Linked DNA regions of Homo sapiens: region 2 is linked to region 1. Evidence: read pairs that join two places in POLR2A ChIA-PET (ENCODE). Cell type or tissue: MCF 10A. All regions are shown on one strand. Each heading gives the region's core, and the rest is flanking DNA. Links, peaks and the distances in the headings are about the cores only. Region 1 overlaps LOC105372879 (a long non-coding RNA gene). Region 2 overlaps IL19 (interleukin 19).

Evidence for each region. ChIA-PET counts read pairs that join two places held together with the same protein. Peaks named below come from ENCODE experiments on the same cell type or tissue, not always from the same donor. Only the 100,000 strongest peaks of a DNase experiment are listed, where the experiment ranks them.
Region 2: POLR2A ChIA-PET joins it to region 1 with 5 read pairs; 5 of 35 experiments call an interaction of 5 or more read pairs at or near these places.

Annotation. Positions count from the first base shown.
Region 1 is chr1:206,884,195-206,887,112 of GRCh38, reverse strand. LOC105372879 (a long non-coding RNA gene) reads left to right here. Exons shown (of 2, transcript XR_007066836.1): 2 at 1,411-1,804. Among named protein-coding and RNA genes, the nearest start is that of IL24, 12 kb to the left of the region's middle. In MCF 10A, for the core only: no CTCF peak of the experiment used is centred there; DNase peaks (open chromatin) are centred at 1,262 and 1,562.
Region 2 is chr1:206,803,748-206,806,665 of GRCh38, reverse strand. The region is part of intron 2 of IL19 (interleukin 19); the gene reads right to left. Among named protein-coding and RNA genes, the nearest start is that of IL10, 33 kb to the right of the region's middle. In MCF 10A, for the core only: no CTCF peak of the experiment used is centred there; no DNase peak of the experiment used is centred there.

The sequences.
Region 1 (2,918 bases), core at 244-2,743:
TGGAAAGCATTGCTTTCTCCTTGAACATGGAGTTAATGATGCATTCAACTGGGTGAGGTCAGGTTATAGCATGATGCTGACCACTTTGGGATTTAGCAATGGGCTGCTCAGTTCACTTAGGGGTCACATAATGAGAAGAAAGCTCTGTAAGGGATGATGGATGGAAGACTGAAAGCTGACCTGCAGAAAAGGGCTTTTCGCTCCTGGTAGGGGTGATGTAGAGCAGCAGTCTGCAACCTTTTTGGCTCCAAGGACCAGTTTCATGGAAGACAATTTTTCCACAAACAGGAGTTGGGGGATTAGGTTTCAGGATGATTCAAGCACATTACATTTATTGTGCACTTTATTTTTATTATTATTACTACATTGTCATATACAGTGAAATAATTATACAACTCACCATAATATAGAATCACTAGAAGTCCTGAGCTTGTTTTTCTGCAACTAGACAGCCTCATCTGGGGGTGATGGGAGGCAGTGACAGATCACCAGGCATTAGATTCTCATAAGGAGCATGCAACCTAGATCCCTCGCATGCACAGTTCACAATAGGATTTGTGCTCCTATGAGAAGCTAATGCTGCCACTGATATGATAGAAGGCAGAGCACAGGTGGGAATGCAAGGGATGGGGAGTGGCTGTAAATACAGATGAAGCTCCGCTCACTCACCCACCACTCACCTTTTGTGCAGCCTGGTTTCTTTCTTTCTTTGTTTCTTCCTTCCTTCCTTCCTTTCTTTCTCTCTCTCTTTTTTTTTTTTTTTAATTGTAGGAATCTCACTCCGTTGCCCAGGCTGGAGTGCAGTGGCGCAATCTCAGCTCACTGCAAGCTCTGCCTCCCAGGTTCAGGCCATTCTCCTGCTTCAGCCTCCCGAGTAGCTGGGACTACAGTCACCCGCCACCATGCCCGGCTAACTTTTTTGTGTTTTTAGTAGAGACGGGGTTTCACCATGGTAGCCAGGATGGTCTCGATCTCCTGACCTCGTGATCCACCCGCCTCAGCCTCCCAAAGTGCTGGGATTGCAGGCATGAGCCACTGCACCCGGCCACAGCCTGGTTTCTAACAGGCCACAGATGGATACTGGTCTGTGGGCCAGGAGTTGGGGACTCCTAATGTAGAGAATCTTCTACTTGCAGAAGCCTAAGATGCCAGTAAAAAGTTTAGGATGAGCCAACAGCCACACAGACACACACACACACTCATACACACAAAGACTTACAGCACACACACTTACTACATGGATTTTAAAACTGGCAAAGAAAGGCAGGCTAAGGCCTGGCAGGTCCGAGCTTGCCCCAGAATAAGAGCAACTAGAGTTTGTGTCCCTGAAAAAGCTCATATATGGTACTTGAAATGAAAATGACGTGAATTCTTACACTGAAATCTTATCTTTTGGCTTCTTATCTCCAGCCTTTGCCCACCGCTAAATAATCAGATCCAGGGAAGCATCAAAAGTCAAAGAAAGGATGAAGAGAAGTTGCTTCCAGCAACAGTGGGTGGGGCTTTCCATTTAAATTCTGCCTTCAACTTCCAAAAAATATCCTCTTGGGAAACTTATTACTCATGAAAATGAAGAGAAGGTGTTTTCCTCCATGGAGCAATCTCTGCCTTGAAAAGTCTCCATCCCTCTTCCTAGCCCAGAGAGATGATCCCACAAGGAAGTGGATTTTGTTGCTTAATCCTAGTTAACTGAATTCTGTTTTCCCACAATAAAATAATAAAAGTAATTTGGAATAGCATAACCTGAATGTTCATATTTCCACAGCCTGTGATTAAAAATTAGAAATAAAAAATCTTGAAATTCTGTCGTTCCATCTGCTCATATAAACATAGCAGGCTCTTGGGGAGTCTGTCCCTAGAGTGTTTTGAGAATTCTCAAAGGGATGTTTCTTCCAAGCCCATGAGGCAGTCTGTGCTTTCAGGGCTGGCTGAGCTAGCTATTGCAAGCTCCATGTGTGACCCCACTGGTGGTGAGAAGAGGGTTCTCCTCAGCAGCTTCTCAGTGCTAAATTGCTCCTGCCAAAAAATTTTGCAAGGTCACATTCACCCCAATAGGGAGATTGAGTCCAAAGTGTTGCAGAGTTCAGTGAAGCAGCTTTCTCAATGTACACTCTGAGACCTGCTTGGCCCCAGGATGCCCACATACCTCCACAGTGGTTGGTTTGGAGGAGTTTCTCGTAACATGGGACTGGAATTCATCAATATCAGTGACATTGGTTCCTGTTACTGAGCACAGCTCACATGTCACACTCCTTTCTTTCTCAAGGTGAATCCTCTTTAAGGGGTAGGGGTTGCCATTAACCCCCTGTAATCTGGATTCTGTATGCTCTGATCTATCAGCCATGTCTATGAGTGTTGAATCCCAAGTGTGAACAGAGTTCAAGCCTTTTCCCCAGAAAGTTCTTCAGCCCCACTGTAATTCAATGGAGGCAAATGAATACTTCTAGGGGAAGGGGAGCTAGCTCTACTGGCTGGGTTTCTTGGAGGGAGGGAGCAGGGGAGTTTCAACTCCAGTCCAGTGAGCCAGTTGGTCGTGTAATGCTTTACAAAGTACTTCTACAATTTGATACCCACAAAAACCCTATAAGACAGAGCAGATATCATTATTTCTGTATTATGATTATAAAACCAAGGCAAAGGGAAATTTGGTGGTTTGCCTAAGCTCATAGAACCAGAAAATGGAACTACCTAGAATTCATCCCAGGTCTCTGACTCCAAGTTTAAATACTTGGGAGGCAGTACAGTGTTCTGGAAAACATGCAGACTATGGAGTCACACGGTGTGTTTGTATTCCTGGCTCTGCAACTTACTAGCTATGTGACTTTGAATGATTATTAAAATAATTGAATAAGTTACTTGATTCTTCTTTGATTCGGTTTCCTCATCTGTGAAGTGGAAATAACAATATCACCTGCTTC
Region 2 (2,918 bases), core at 320-2,819, 81 kb after region 1:
CCAACTCTAATTTATCCTTATTGTGATACATTTTTTACTGGCTTGCTCAGGGAGAGTTCCGGGAATTGTATTTTCCGAGTGCATACGTTATGAGTGACAATTTACCTAGGCATAGAATTCTCAGGTCACACAACTTCTTTCCTTCACAGATTAAAATACTTTGTTTCATTGTCTTCTCACATTTAGAGTTATGGAAAATAAATCTGAAAAATGCTTGACTTGTTTTCTCCCTGCCTATTTATTTATTGAGTTTTTGTAGTATTTTAGATGTAAAAGTTCTACCTGAATATATTTCAGAGTAGTAGCTCTTTTCTATCTGCCAATGTGATGTTATTTAGCCTACCTAGCATTCATCCCCCTTTCTTCTGAAAGTAGCAACCCCATTTTCCTCTGGGAAATGATATTTCCCTTATTTGCAGTCCATATGACTCTAGGTAAAGCTGACCCATCCTCTCATCCCAGGAGTGGGTGTGTGCTGCCGGTGAAATTAAGGCAACAACGCTTCTCAATTGCATAGATTGATTCAAGGGTGAGTACATGACCCAAGCCAAGCCAATCAAAATCAACGAGGATTAACCCAAGGTTAATGGTACATGTATTAGAACTCTCTTTTCCACTGGGATTGGTAAACTGGGAGAATGTGAGTCTGGAGATACTGAATGTCACCCTACAGGAACAACCCTCCCAAGAATGATGGCAACCCAGAAAAAAGCAAGAGCAGCAGGGATGGATTCCTAGTGAACCCTTGGACTTCATTAAGTGAGCCAGCAAAATTCCTTTTTTGTTTAAGCTGGTTTGAACTGAGCCTGACACGATCCAGACTCCTGATGAATACAGTAAGCGCATTCAGTTTTTAAAATAAGATTTTACTTAAAGCCATTATATTTTCTACATATGGCTTCTGCTCCAAAAGAATCTGTTCATTATCTTTAGGAACTCCTGTTATGTGTAGGTTAGCTCTTTGATATCTGTATTTCACGTTTACTCTATTCTTTCATTTTCATTTCTTTATCTTTTGCTTTTGTGTTCTAGGAAATTTATCTTCAGTTTGCCTTTTACTCATTAATTCAGTTTTCTGCAGTGTCCATTTGTAAGCTATGGCTTCCATTTTGGAGTTTAATTCAATAACTGTGTTTTCCAGCCTGATAAAATATTTCTTCCATTTGGATTGTTTCCTTTTTATAATGGCTTGCTCTAGTCACACAGATGTAAATTGTTTTAGCATCTAGCATATGGCATTCTTTGATAAACAGAAAAAAGTGAATGAGGTTATTATTCATTTTTCAGCTCAATGATTTTCCTGAATCTATCACTTAACTCCCCTTAGCCTGCTTTGTCTTTATAGCCTCTACCACCTGGTATATATCTGTATCAAGACCTAGAGCAATGGCTGCACAAGTTGGCACTAAAATCTATTTATTGGACATGTAAACGGATCAGTACAGATGTGTTTTCACTCTTAATTTGCTCAAAGTCCCATTGAGAAGGTAAAACTAGCACAAAAAGGTAAATAACCATCCCAGGCAGCTAACTGAGAGCTATCAGAAACACATACATGACTAATAGCTAAATAAATTGTGCCGATACAGGTGTGTACTCTAGAAGCAGAGCCAGGTATGCAGACAGCAGGTAGCAGGTGATCATTTAGTGCTTGAATGATCAGAACAGTGTCCACAGAGGATCCAAGGATTGAAAGGAACTTCAAAGAAGGGTATGATTTAGAAAGGAAGGAGTCTGGTGGATTCTTCTAAAGAGCATTTCTCTGGGATTCAGATAATTTCACCCATGCAGTTAGCACCCATTCTATCCTTGAAAGATACAGCTGCTCTTCCTATAAGGTAAGAGAATTTCAGGTTTGAACAGAGAATTTTAGATTGAAAAATTCAAGCCCATTTTCTATTCTTCCACCCGCAAACAAAGGTGCGGAAAGCAGTTGAGGAAACAGGCTGAGGTGAGTTTCCTTGAAGCCTTGCTCTCTTGCATCTCTGTTTGATCCCTGGGTCATTCCCTCAGGCATCTCTGGTCAGAAACACTTTTAAACCCCAAATCTCATTCTCACTGGGTTTGCATTGTACCTGGAAAGATGCTGACACCAATAAAAGCTTGTTGCTTAAAGACACAGCCTATGACTCACACAATGCACACTTTATACACCCTAATTCCTTCCATCTGTAGTAACTTTCAGCTTCTCATTACCTAAATTATTTCAGTGCACTCAACCTGGGGGTTATTGTCATATAGGGAATCAAATGAGGTGCCAGAAACAGATAAAAATCAAGAAAACAACAATTTGAAAAGGTTATCATTGGCATCAGGGAATGTCTGTGTTGGAAAGGATCTCCAGGTTCATTAGCCCCCACTCCCAGCACAGGAACCCTCTTTGTCATGACTCGGACAGATGTTATCCAATTCTGCTTCATGACTTTCAAGACCTGGGTGCCACATTCTGCAGTTGTCATCTGCAAACTTGATAGGCAGGTGAATGTGGCAAGCAACCCATATTTAAATATACCTGAAGCCCTCCTGGAATTTACACAGCTACATCTTTCCCTGTACTGCCCTGCAAGAAGCGTGAGAGAAGAAGCTCTTCTGAGCCTCCTGCCTGTTACAGAGAGCAAGAAAGGGAAGGGAAGAGACAGGGCGAAGAGAGAAAGGATTACTTGATATTGTAGTGTTCAAGCTGGAATAATTTTCCCTCCCACCTTGCTGGAGTGCTTTCCAAGTGCTATTTCCTAGAGCAATGCCAGATTAGTTGTTCCAGAATTCCCAGGGGGCTTTGCACAGAGTCCCAGACCCTGTCCCTGAGAGTTGAATTTTGTACATCTGGGATGAAGCCTGGGCATCTCTATTTGTTAAAGCTTAGGATTATTTTGAAGTGCAGTCAGTTTGAAAGTCACTTTATTAGAGGGCTCTGGACT